Regions from separate parts of the Homo sapiens genome. Here regions 1 and 2 are each linked to region 3. Evidence: chromatin contacts called from ENCODE Hi-C or POLR2A ChIA-PET data. All regions are on one chromosome and are shown on one strand. Each heading gives the region's core, a stretch centred on a gene start or an enhancer-like site at or near the end of the contact. The rest is flanking DNA. Distances are from core to core; before and after follow the strand shown. Region 1 overlaps RASSF5 (Ras association domain family member 5). Region 2 holds the start of DSTYK (dual serine/threonine and tyrosine protein kinase). Region 3 holds the start of NUCKS1 (nuclear casein kinase and cyclin dependent kinase substrate 1).

Region 1 (3,647 bases), core at 428-2,927, 810 kb after region 3:
CTTTAGTGACTTAAAAGTTCTTCTTGGTGTCTATCCTACAACTGAAATATGTTAATAGATAAACCTCTATCTTCCCACTGGAGACTCCTCCTCATGTGTGTTTTTCTCTGTGGATACAAAGAACAGAAGGTTGACTATATCTACAGTTAAATATTTTTCTTTTTCTTTTTTTTTTTTTTTTTTTGAGATGGAGTTTTGCTCTTGTTGCCCAGGCTGGAGTACAATGACGCGATCTCGGCTCACTGCAACCTCTGCCTCCCAGGTTCAAGCAATTCTCCTGCCTCAGCCTCCTGAGTAGCTGAGATTACAGGCACCCACCACCACACCCAGCTAAGTTTTGTGTTTTTTTTTTTGAGTAGAGACAGGGTTTCACAATGTTGGCCAGGTCTTGAACTCCTGACCTCAGGTGAACCCCTACCTCGGCCTCCCAAGGTGCTGGGATTACAGGAGTGAGCCACCGCACCCGGCCTATAGTTAAATATTATACTTAAGTACATAGAAAACACACTCCCATGCCCCCATCTGCCTAGGCTTTCTTGGGTCTACAGTGACACCATTGAATTCTTTTTCTTCAAGGAAGATGCAAGAGGAAGAGGGTCCTGGAGGTCAGATCCTACACTGCTCCCTGTTCCCTGCCTGTAATTGTTCCATCTCCTCCTGCCTGGCCAGTCAGCTCCTCCCTGGACAGGATCCCTGTGGTACTCCAGGGGCACTAGCCAACCCCACAGCCCTGGGACAGTTGGGGAGGTCCCCATCTCTCTGCTAGCAGCAGGCACACCCAGGCCTCAGGCATGGCACCTGCCCCTCACCACCTCGGCATGAGAGAAAAGAAAAGATTACTAAAAATAAGTTAGCTCCAAATTTCAGCAATAAAAATAAAACTAGAATCTTTGGAACCACTGGCCCATTTGACTGTTTTTTATGTGCTGTCTCAAAGGCTTACATGGCCCAAGACTAGTCCCAGAAGAGATTTCAGACTGGCACAGCCTCCAGATAGCCTCATTTAGAGATGCCGTCCGAACTCCACACTCGTGGGATTCACTGCCCGCTGCCTCCTCTGGCCCTTCCCAGTATTGTCCGTCCTATAAGATCAGAACTCGCATCTCCTTCAGGTCCAACAACATCAAGTACTTGGTTACAAAAGCCAGTATTGGCCGGGCGTGGTGGCTCATGCCTGTAATCCCAGCACTTTGGGAGGCCGAGACGGGCGGATCACGAGGTCAGGAGATCCAGACCATCCTGGCTAACCTGGTGAAACCCCATCTCTACTGAAAAATAGAAAAAATTAGCCAGGCGTGGTGGCAGGCTAACTACTTGGGAGGCTGAGGCAGGAGAATGGTGTGAACCCGGGAGGCGGAGCTTGCAGTAAGCCAAGATCGTGCCACTGCACTCCAGCCTGGGCGACAGAACGAGTCTCTGTCTCAAAAAAAAAAAGCCAGTATTGACCAAATACTGCTTGGGTTGAATTGCTGCATCTTCTCTCTTGCATCCTGTACAATCAGGATGGACTAACTTGAAACAACCCCTGCTTTTCAGTCATTGAATATAATCAGAGGTTTATTTCCCCCTTTACTTAAAAAAGTTAGATTGGCAGGTGGGGATCAGGATAACACATGGGAAGCTTGTGGGCCAGACCCGGAAATGGTGGGTGTTTCTTGCAACCACGGGCCATTGGCTGGAACTCAGTCACGTGGCCACACCTAACCACAGGGGAGGTTGGGAAGTGAAGTACAGCTGTGAGCCCTGGTAGAAAAGGAAGCAGGTTGTGGTGAGCATTTAGCTGTCTCTGCCACACATGCCTCCTGCCACCGTTTCTGCGCCAGGCACCTGGGAAGCTCTGCTCATAACTGCTTGGTAAAGGACATGACCTGTTTCTTTGACCTTGTACCTCTCTCTCATCTGTCACTGAGGATATTCTGTTCTTGGGATTGGGTCCTGTCTCCCCCATCTAAACTGGAAATCTCTTGAGGACGGGTGCTTTTCCTCACTCAGCACTTCTCTGGTTTCTCTGTAGCATCTGAAACCTTCAGTGTTGCATCAAGGTGGCCTCAACCACCTGCACCAGAACTACTCTTTGAGAATGGAGTTTCAGGGGCCCTACTCCAGAGCTACTGGCTCCTGAATCTTTGGAGATGGGACCCTGGATTCTGCTTTTCTAATACTTTTCCCAGGTGATTCTCATATATGCTGCAATCTAGGAACCACCTGTTTAGGAAATATTTGGTAATTGACTGCTTACCCCAATTGGAATGCAAGAAGAGAATGTGTCACAGATTCCTAAGAGGTTCCTAGGCTGGAAACTGAAGTCTAGAGAGGGAAGAGGATTTGCCCCCAGTCACACAGCTCAGTAGAGACAGATTCAAGGAGTCAGGCCCCCTGGGTCCTGCTCAGAGCTTTCTCTGCTAGTCTCATCACCACAAGCTGAACTCTTATTTCAAGGCCCTTTGAGATCTTGATGGCACATGATGTAAGGGAAGACACACAGCACTAACTGTAAATGAAGTCCTCCCTTCCCATCCAGCTCAAGCCACTAAGAGGTTATGGCCAAGTCATTTCAATCATCAGACTCAGGTACTTCATCCTGTCCTTCTCAACAAACACCCTTGTCATGTGAGTGTCCTTATCTTCCCTGCTGAGAGTCCCTTGCCTCTTTGCATGGGAACAGACCCTTTTTACTAGTTTCTCATGGGCCTGGTAGGGATTCTAGATATTGGCTGCCAAGTTCTCTAAACCATAAGGACTTCCCCTAGGGAGGGGTCAGAGAGACGACCTCCTCCAGGACCACCTGGAACTCACCCAAGACATCCTTGTTCACACGCCGCTTAGTCCAGGCCATCCCTCACTCTCTGTTCTGGTTCCTCCCCTCCTGCCCTCCTTCTGTCTTCACAGGTTTAGATAGTTTATCCAGAATCAGCTTTTCCCTATAAAGCAATTTCACTTACAGTTTGGGACACATAATATCCACCCACCCAAGCAGTTTAGGGAGAAAAGAAGAAAGATTTTATGCCAGTATCAAACCTTGAATCCCAGGTCTTATTGCACACTGTCAGATCAGGCTTTGGATCCAACTCCCAGCCTAGGAGCTTGAAGGGGTCCTAGCTTGGGGACCTCGATTCTCTTCTCTTCTGCTCTTCACTTACCAGGTACCCCACACCTGTGTATCTTCTGGCTTTGGGAGCTCCCTGGGTGGGGAACTGAGACCTGTCCTGCAGGTCCTTGGTTTCTTCTTCTTCATGGTTTAGTCTACCTCAAAGAGCATGGGGTGGGGATCCAGACCTAGCCTGGCATATTTTCCAGAGACAAGAGGATGAGATAAAGTGCCACGAATCAGGAGCACTTGATTTCAGGGCCAGGAGGAAGAAAAGAGCTGCACTGACAGACAGCTTCAGGCTTGAATTGCTGAGCCTGTGGCTTCTGTTCACAGAAGGCTTCTGTCCTGGGGGCTCATCTCCCCTCTTCTCCCACAGCATCCCAGCTTTAGCTAATCACTCTCCAGCCTACATCCCTCGCCCCACCTCTCTTCCTAGCTCTAGAATGGCATTTTCTACAGCTTCCTGGAGGTCTCAGATACCTTAAATTTAGTATGTCCAGAACCAACTCATAACTCATTTATTTCTCTGTCTCTGCCCCACCCTCCTAGTCCCCCA
Region 2 (3,632 bases), core at 788-3,287, 540 kb before region 3:
ACTGTCATGATCTTAGTATCTTATTTTTATCACCATTTCTGGATTCCCAGTCGGATGTAGGATATTAAGCGCAAAACTTTGGGAATATAAGACCTAACACGCAAAGTCAGAACAATTCATCCAGTTCTAAGCCTTGTGTTCAAATTTGCTATGAGCATCTAAATTCATGGTTCTGAAAGTATTTTAACGGACCACCTGCATCACCTTCCCCAGTGTCTTTTATTATTACTATTATTATTATTATTATTATTATTGAGACAGAGTCTTGCTCCGTCGCACAGGGTGGAGTGCAGTGGCACAATCTCTGCTCACTGCAACCTCCGCCGCCTGGTTTCAAGCGATTCTCCTGCCTCAGCCTCCCCAGTGGCTGAGATTACAGGCCTCAACCACCACACCTGGCTAGTTTCTTATATTTTTGGTAGAGACGGGGTTTCACCATGTTGGCCAGGCTGGTCCCGAATTCCTGACCTCAAGTGATCCGCCCCGCCTCTGCCTCCCAAAGTGCTGGGATTACAGACGTGAGCCACCGCGCCCGGCCTCTTCAGGGTCTTTTCATGTTAAATTAGATTCTTAGGACCCACTTCACACACCTATTCAATAGGAATTTATGAGCTAGAGCACGAGACATGGCATTTTTAATACGCCCCTGGGGTGAGTTTAATACACACTTTAGTTTGAGAATCACTAAATTAAACCCACAGACTTCTTTGCTGTTTTGTCCCCAAGATATCTATCTACGTGGAATGTCAGTCCCTTCTCCCTTCCAATCTAAAGTTATTTCCTAATTAGACGCAGTAGTTAACAAATCCTCCAGTTCCCCACCAACAGCAGTTTAAAAGGAAGCAAGACGTTAGGAAAGATTAAAGACTGCACGATTTTAAGTGTTTGGGGGCCTCTGGCACATCCTAGAAAGAATCATGCAAGAAAGAACAAGAGTAGCTAGTTCTCCATTGGCTCAGGACCAAAATGATCCCTTCCCTCTCTTCTTCACCTTAAGCATGAGCAACATCTCTGGCAATTCCGTGGCACCCATCAGATATGATTTCCTCTGGCGACCCCCAACCCTATTTAGAGAATGTCCCCTCTTCACAGAGCTGCCTCATGATTGGTGTGAACACATTTCACATACATCATCAAACCCACACACCCGACTACAGTCCCATGGCCTCCTCGGACTCCCGGGACTCGCTGCCGCCTCTGCTCCATCTCTAAACTGGGGCTCTGACCCACAACGGCGCACGCGCCCGCCCCCAACTCAGAGCAACTTTCCCCACTCCTCGGATTAACTGCTACCCTCTCCGAACGCCGGCCCGCCCCAGGTCCGTCAGCGCACACCCCGGTCCCCGGGGTCCCGCTCCGGGAACTCCGGCCCTCGGTTGCCCCTGGCTCCCGGTCCCCCAGCGGGCCCCTTCCTCCCCTCCTCAGAAGGATGCCCTCCCAAGGTATCCCAGATCCGGCCGGCCCATGCCCGGGGACCCGGCCACACGACACGACTGCCCCTTTCCGCCTGCCCGAGAAGACTCGGGCTTGTTTTGCAGGGCAGGGGTGCGGTCCGTCCTCCGATTTGCCTCTCCTGCCCTCTCTCCCTCCGGGCTGCCCTCCTTACCCGCCTGCAGCCCGGTTTCGGCGACATCGCCTGCAGGGCCGCGCTCGGCCCCGCCGCCGCCCGTGAGGGAGGAGAGACAAGTGTGGTTGTGGGAGCACTTGATGTCGCGGAAGAACTTCTGGGTCTCGCGCAGGTTCTGTCGCAGCCGTCCCAGGTAGCGGCGGTAGCGGCCGAAGCCCCGGCACAGCTCGCGGATCATTCCGCCGCCGCCGGGGCCGGGACCCGAGACGGGCTCGCTGCCCCATGGCACCCCGTCGCCCTCCATCGCCTCTGCCCGCTCTGTCTTTGCGGCTCGGTCCCCGGCCGCAGGCCCGGCCTCCCTCCTCCCCGCCCCCCAGTGCCGAAGGGAGGAGGAATCCGCCTCCTGACGCCCCCGCCTGCAGTCAGCCTGGCTCCCAACCTCCGTCACTGCCGTTGCAAACAAACCAAACCGCAGTGCGCCGCTATCGGAACCTTTCTCTCCACTATCCAGAAGCGTGAGGGAAGGATCGCTGGAGGACACCCTCGCCGCGGGGTCTCCTGGGACTTGCAGTCCGGGCTGGGACCAAACGCCAAAACCTCAAGGCTGGAGAAGGGGAGGCTGTGGATGGGACTGATCCCTTTTGGAGAAAACCCTCACTCGTTCTTGTGTTTTCGCGCTCTCTTCATTTTAAAAAGTGTTCCTAATCCCTCTATGAGCGTCCCTGAGGAGAGGGAGGAGCTGCAGGACCTGAGTGCCAGCAGAAGTGGGGGGGCCTTACCGAAATCGTAGCGAAAGATGTTAATAGTAGAGAAAAGGAAGGAAACAAGACTGAAGACAGTCATCTCCATGGCTACCCTAAGTGGCTCTCTAGTGTTTCGGATACAGTAGATACTGGGGAATCGGCTAAAAGTACCCTGGAAATCGGCTGAAAGTACCCTGGAAATAGGGAAATCTCTTATATTTGCATTGCGTTCCCCTTTTCCAACTTTCCTTCTCCAGACTTGGAAAGGAAGGGTGTGAAAGGATCAACAAGAGCTGTAAGCTGAACTTCAGTGGGTTCCTGAAGTAGGGAGACCGGACTGGGTAAGGGGAAGTTGAGGTTTGTAGCCTTCCAAACTATTTCTGATTATCTTAACTTGGTTTCTGCTAATATGGAGGACTTTCATTGACACACACAGTCACAGACTCCTGGACACAATTACAAAGGGGGCAAAACTTGACGTCACCTCTTTTGTGCTTCCTGAATTATCTCTCCCCTCTTCACCAGGCACAGAGCCCATCTGTATCTTTCTTGCTATAGAAAGACACCGTCTTTTACCTAGGCCAGACTTCTTCTCTGATAGGCTACATGATGTAGTTCCTTGACTGAAATTAAGAGGAGATTTGAGTTTGGATCTGGACTCTTCCTATACCTTGCATTGTGATCTCGGGCAAGACCCCGTTTCATCTTCTATAAAGTAAGGGTTTAGAATGGCAGATCTTTAAGCCCTTTTGGTTTTAAATTTTTGTGAGTCCTGCTTCAGAAATTTTACTTCTCCTGACCTCTCATCGCAGAACACCCAGGTGTTCTTAGCCAAATGATGTCGTGATATTTGGATTAATTGTTGTAAGATGTGAAGGCCTTACCTTTCCAGGGGCATTAGCATTTTATAAAAAGGGGTCACTAATTCAAATGAATCTGTATTTGATAAATGTCTGTGAGGGCTGACTGCAAGGAGGGAGCCTCATGCTCCTTCCCATTTACCCACTCCCCCTTCTGCCTTTTACTTGGTCACGTATTTTCCATCAGCCATTCTTCTTTTGCAAGATTATATTCCCCATGCAATCCCCAAAGGTTCAGTAAAATAGAAATGAAAATTAAAAATGGGAATTTTAATACAAAGTAGATACTATTTTTAAAATAGAAGAGCTGTAAGAAAGCAATGTGTAATGATTTGCCACACACACGAATTTCTAGCACAGGAGATCAGATAAGAGCACTCAAGCTGGAGTTATCCAGAAAAGGAATCTATCTTGAAGAAGGGGCAAAATTTAGATAGGTGGAAGTAATCAGAGAGGGCATTA
Region 3 (3,769 bases), core at 990-3,489:
AAAATATACTCCGTAACCAACTTGCTCTGAAATTAATAATTTGAAAATGGCAAAGAAAAAAAAAAACAGCCCACAACATATTAACTTCACTCTTCAATTAGGGGAAATAAACAAGGTCAAAATTAGTTTAAACAACATACTGAGTAATAAAAAAGTTGTGCAGAAGTCCCAATGCCTCCAAAAAACTGATAGAATGTGCTTAATATATATATCCCCACATGGTAACATAAAAAATCCAAGTTTTCCAGTAAAAATGTTCTGTTCATGTTCCAATACCTAAATCTGGGAAAACAAATTCAGGCAGATGAGATAAGAACGTCACCACAATAAAATAAAGTCATCAAAACTTAGTGAACTAAAATTTAAAAGGTAGAGGAATTATTTTTCCTAATTTGACCTAATTTGACCACACAGTAATTACTTCCAGAAGACAAAAGATCCAATCCAGGTAAAATAAATCTTTATTTTATTATTTTACCTGATCCTAAAGAAAATATTCTACGTGAGTTGATGGATACATTGGTCAAGTTTTATGCCAAAAAAATTACGCAAACTATACTCTGAAAGAGCTATCCAGACTCCTTGCCAAAAGGCCAGCATAACTTTCAGAGTAGAGATCGTGAGTTACCACAGATGCTGATTGAAACAGAGCTAACAGCAGCTTTCTCCTCATTCCCACCCCGTGTGTAGGAGTACGCAGTCTCATACCACCACCAGTTGGAGGATGATCTAGTCTGGAGACAGAACGGTGTAGAACAAAACCCTTGCCAGGGTCCCAAACCTCTCTTTAGAACTCTAATTAAAGGTACTTCCGTTTCCCACACAACTTGGAATGAAGGGGAAGCAACGACTGTTAAAACATTTAAAAACTAAGCCTTTATCTATTTATTTAGAAAACACACTATGCAAAGAAGCCAATTCCTTACATTAAAAATATTTATTTGCAACAGCTCTCCTTTTTAAGGCCTCAACAGATTGGACTAAACCACACCCCTCCATAAATGGCACATTCCATACAATAGCCTGGAGAATGGCATAGGACGATTCCACCGACAGCTGGGGGAATAGCAAACTTGTTGAAATTCCGAGAATGAAGTCTGATGGTTACCCGAACCTAGCCCTTTTATTACTAAAGTCACTCGGGGACAAGAGGGTTACAAAAATATCCCGAGACGCGTACGCGGGTGAGAGTGGAACGAGAACCACACGGGATTTGGGCCGTGCTGTTAACCCGCACCTCCCTGAGTACGGACATTTCCCCGAGGAAGGACATTTCTAGTCGGAGAGAAAGAGCGAACTTTGGGGTTAACTCTCTCAAAACTCTGAGGTGGGGAGAGAGGCAGCAGCCCATTATTTTCCAGGATCCAGTCCCGAACTCTCACTTTTGCCCGGGGGGAAAAAAACGGGTCCCGCCCACGCTCGGCCCGATCCGGGAGGCGGGGCCTGCAGCGACCCCGAAGGACAGAGGCGGGGCCGGTTGGCAGTGCTGCCCCTCCCCCTTTGCCAGGAACACCCCCGTCCGCTACAGAGAGGGCTCAGGGCCCCCACCCCCGCGCCAGTCGCTGGGGGAAGGGGCAATACGGGTGCCTCCGCCCCTCCTCGCTGAAGGTGGGGAGTGGAGCTCGAGTCCGCCCGCCTCCCCGCGCTGGCTCCAAGGGGACGGCCCCGAGGAGGTGGGGCCTCTTGGGGGCGCTGACTTCACACCCCTCCCCCTCCGGCCGCTGGCGGCTCAGGGACACCCCGCCCGCTCTAGTGCGGTGGGTGGGGGAGGCAGCTGAGCAGACCGGAGCCCTGCAGCGGCGCGGGGCGGGGAGGGGCGCGCGCACGGGCGCGCAGCCACCACCCCCGCGCGCCAGCAGGGCCCCCCACGCTCAAGGGTGCGCGCGGGCCCCGAAAGGGAGGAGGCCGCGCGCGGCACCGGGGATGGCGGACTCTAGCCTTCTGTCCCCCACTCTTTTCACCACTCGCCCCCATCCCCCTCCAACCCGCTCCAGGCCTCAGACTCCGCACTGACCTGACAGGCCGCGACATGTTCGCTGTCGAAACAGGACCGAGTCGAGAAGCCAAAGACCAGGACCCCCCCCACCCCGCGCGCTCGGCGCCCCACCCCCCCCGAACTTCAGCCGATGGGACCGCTGCTGCCGAACCCCGAGCTGCTGGCTTCTCAAACTCCGCTGCTCTTTGGTTCAGGGCTCCTGGAACAGACGAGCCCCCCGCTCCCCCGTCTCTTCAAAATGGATGAATCAAACCAGCCGAAAATGCGCCAAAGCCGCCGTGCAACCAAACCCACTAGGGTTTGTGCGCTCCTCCCCAACACGCCTGCTCATTGGAGACTTCTGCCAGATGCGCCCAGATCATTAGTCCGTTTGAATCATCACGTCTTCCAGGCCCCGCCCTGCTCTCTGATAGGCTCCACCTTCACCGTGGGGGTCCTGTTAGTCAAGATGCTCTGAGAGCGCACGGCCGCAAAACAAAAATGGTCGCTGCTTAGCCCGCCCCCTGGTTTCCACTCCAGAGTTGCAGATTCGTCTGGGGTCGTATCTTAGAAAGACTAGAAAAAAAGATTTATGTAGGGTTCAGCGTTGCTCAGTGTTAGTTTAATGGTGTTTCATCTCGTCTGCCTTGATCACCTTGAAAATCCTCTAATAGCAAAACCCGTGGGAGAGGCAGCAGATTCGTCACTGCGGGGCTGCTACAGAATTGGAGGGAAATTCCTTAGGTTCAAAAAATTTGACCTTAAACCTACAAGCCCCTTACCCTGGCTTCGGCATTAACCCTCAGGGACCAAATGAGGCTGCTGGAGTAGAGAGGCAGGATCATAATCAAGGAATATCTTCACCCCCAATTACCATTCTCCATTCTGGACCTTGAGATCCACTTCAGGGTCATTAAAGTCCCAGTCTGGTGCATTACTATTTTAAGAAAAGAGTCAGGTGTACAATAACTAAGAGCATGAGCTCAGGGGCCACAAGGTATTTCAGGTGGAATCCCAGGTCCACTACTTAATGGTGGTATAACTTTCCTTCTCTGTGCCTCAGTTTTCTCATCTGTAAAATGGGAAACAAGGGTACCTAACTGCATAGGCTTATTAGTATTAAATGAGTTGATATATCTATCAAAAGTCTTTAGGATAGTCTCTGGCTCACAGTAAGTGCTACGTAAGTGTTAAATCCAAGTTTTAAAAGATGATTCCGTCCCTGGGTAGAGATGGGTGGAGCTGGCTCAAGACCCTATGAATTCTATTGATTTACCCTTGCACTTTGAAAAACAAAACAAAGACTCTTCGAAGTCATATAACTGAAAGTAACGCACATCATTTCACTTAAATCCGTGAGCATTTGTTGGATGCCTAATACTCTCAAAGGCAGAGCTCAGGATTCCTATGTGAATGGCTAAGGCTGAGTCTGCTATCGAAAATAGACGTCAATCCCTGTCACAGTCAAAGCGATCATTTTTGTTTGGTGGCTGTGCGCTCTCAGAGCATCTTGACTAACAGGACCCCACGGTGAAGGTGGGGCCTATCAGAGAGTAGGGTGGGGCCTGGAAGACGTGATGATTCAAACGGACTAATGATCTGGGCGCATCTGGCAGAAGTCTCCAATGAGCAGTCAGTTAACAACCAATTGAAGATACACTTTCCAAACAACAACAACAAAAAACACACCACATCTGCCTCCTGAAAGTCTCCCTTTGTAAAATCTGGCTTCCCAAAAAGAAGAGAATAGCACAGTCCACCAGTGAAGCATTAAACAAATTAATATCTTTTGTC

The links. A loop is a pair of places that touch in the nucleus more often than their neighbours do. ChIA-PET counts read pairs that join two places held with the same protein, here RNA polymerase II (POLR2A). Pooled maps may share reads with other maps.
Region 1: a pooled map shows a loop between it and region 3 (4-fold over the local background). The contact joins the enhancer-like site here to the promoter of NUCKS1 in region 3. A Hi-C loop is called at or near these places in 8 of 50 pooled maps. POLR2A ChIA-PET finds 5 or more read pairs at or near these places in 3 of 52 experiments (CD4-positive, alpha-beta T cell, activated CD4-positive, alpha-beta T cell and activated naive CD8-positive, alpha-beta T cell).
Region 2: a loop to region 3 is called in a map of naive thymus-derived CD4-positive, alpha-beta T cell, with 17 times the contacts of the local background. The contact joins the promoter of DSTYK here to the promoter of NUCKS1 in region 3. A Hi-C loop is called at or near these places in 3 of 168 maps with a recorded cell type or tissue (CD8-positive, alpha-beta T cell and naive thymus-derived CD4-positive, alpha-beta T cell), 1 of 37 single-sample maps with no recorded cell type and 9 of 50 pooled maps.

What each region holds. Positions count from the first base shown.
Region 1 is chr1:206,561,499-206,565,145 of GRCh38, forward strand. All of the region lies in intron 2 of RASSF5 (Ras association domain family member 5), which reads left to right. It overlaps LOC124904494 (a long non-coding RNA gene), which reads left to right. Exons shown (of 2, transcript XR_007066831.1): 2 at 1-896. Among named protein-coding and RNA genes, the nearest start is that of EIF2D, 49 kb to the right of the region's middle. Within about 2 kb of position 1,678, at least 9 of the 41 ENCODE cell types and tissues checked have a DNase peak (open chromatin) inside an H3K27ac peak, as active enhancers do; they include CD4-positive, alpha-beta T cell, where a contact is called at or near this core.
Region 2 is chr1:205,209,665-205,213,296 of GRCh38, forward strand. It overlaps DSTYK (dual serine/threonine and tyrosine protein kinase), which reads right to left and starts at 2,038. Exons shown (of 13, transcript NM_015375.3): 1 at 1,607-2,038. The coding sequence starts at 1,871. RefSeq lists silencers at 1,368-1,417, 1,838-1,967.
Region 3 is chr1:205,747,943-205,751,711 of GRCh38, forward strand. NUCKS1 (nuclear casein kinase and cyclin dependent kinase substrate 1) reads right to left here and starts at 2,240. Exons shown (of 7, transcript NM_022731.5): 1 at 2,015-2,240. The coding sequence starts at 2,031. RefSeq lists a silencer at 1,414-2,013 and an enhancer at 2,434-2,683.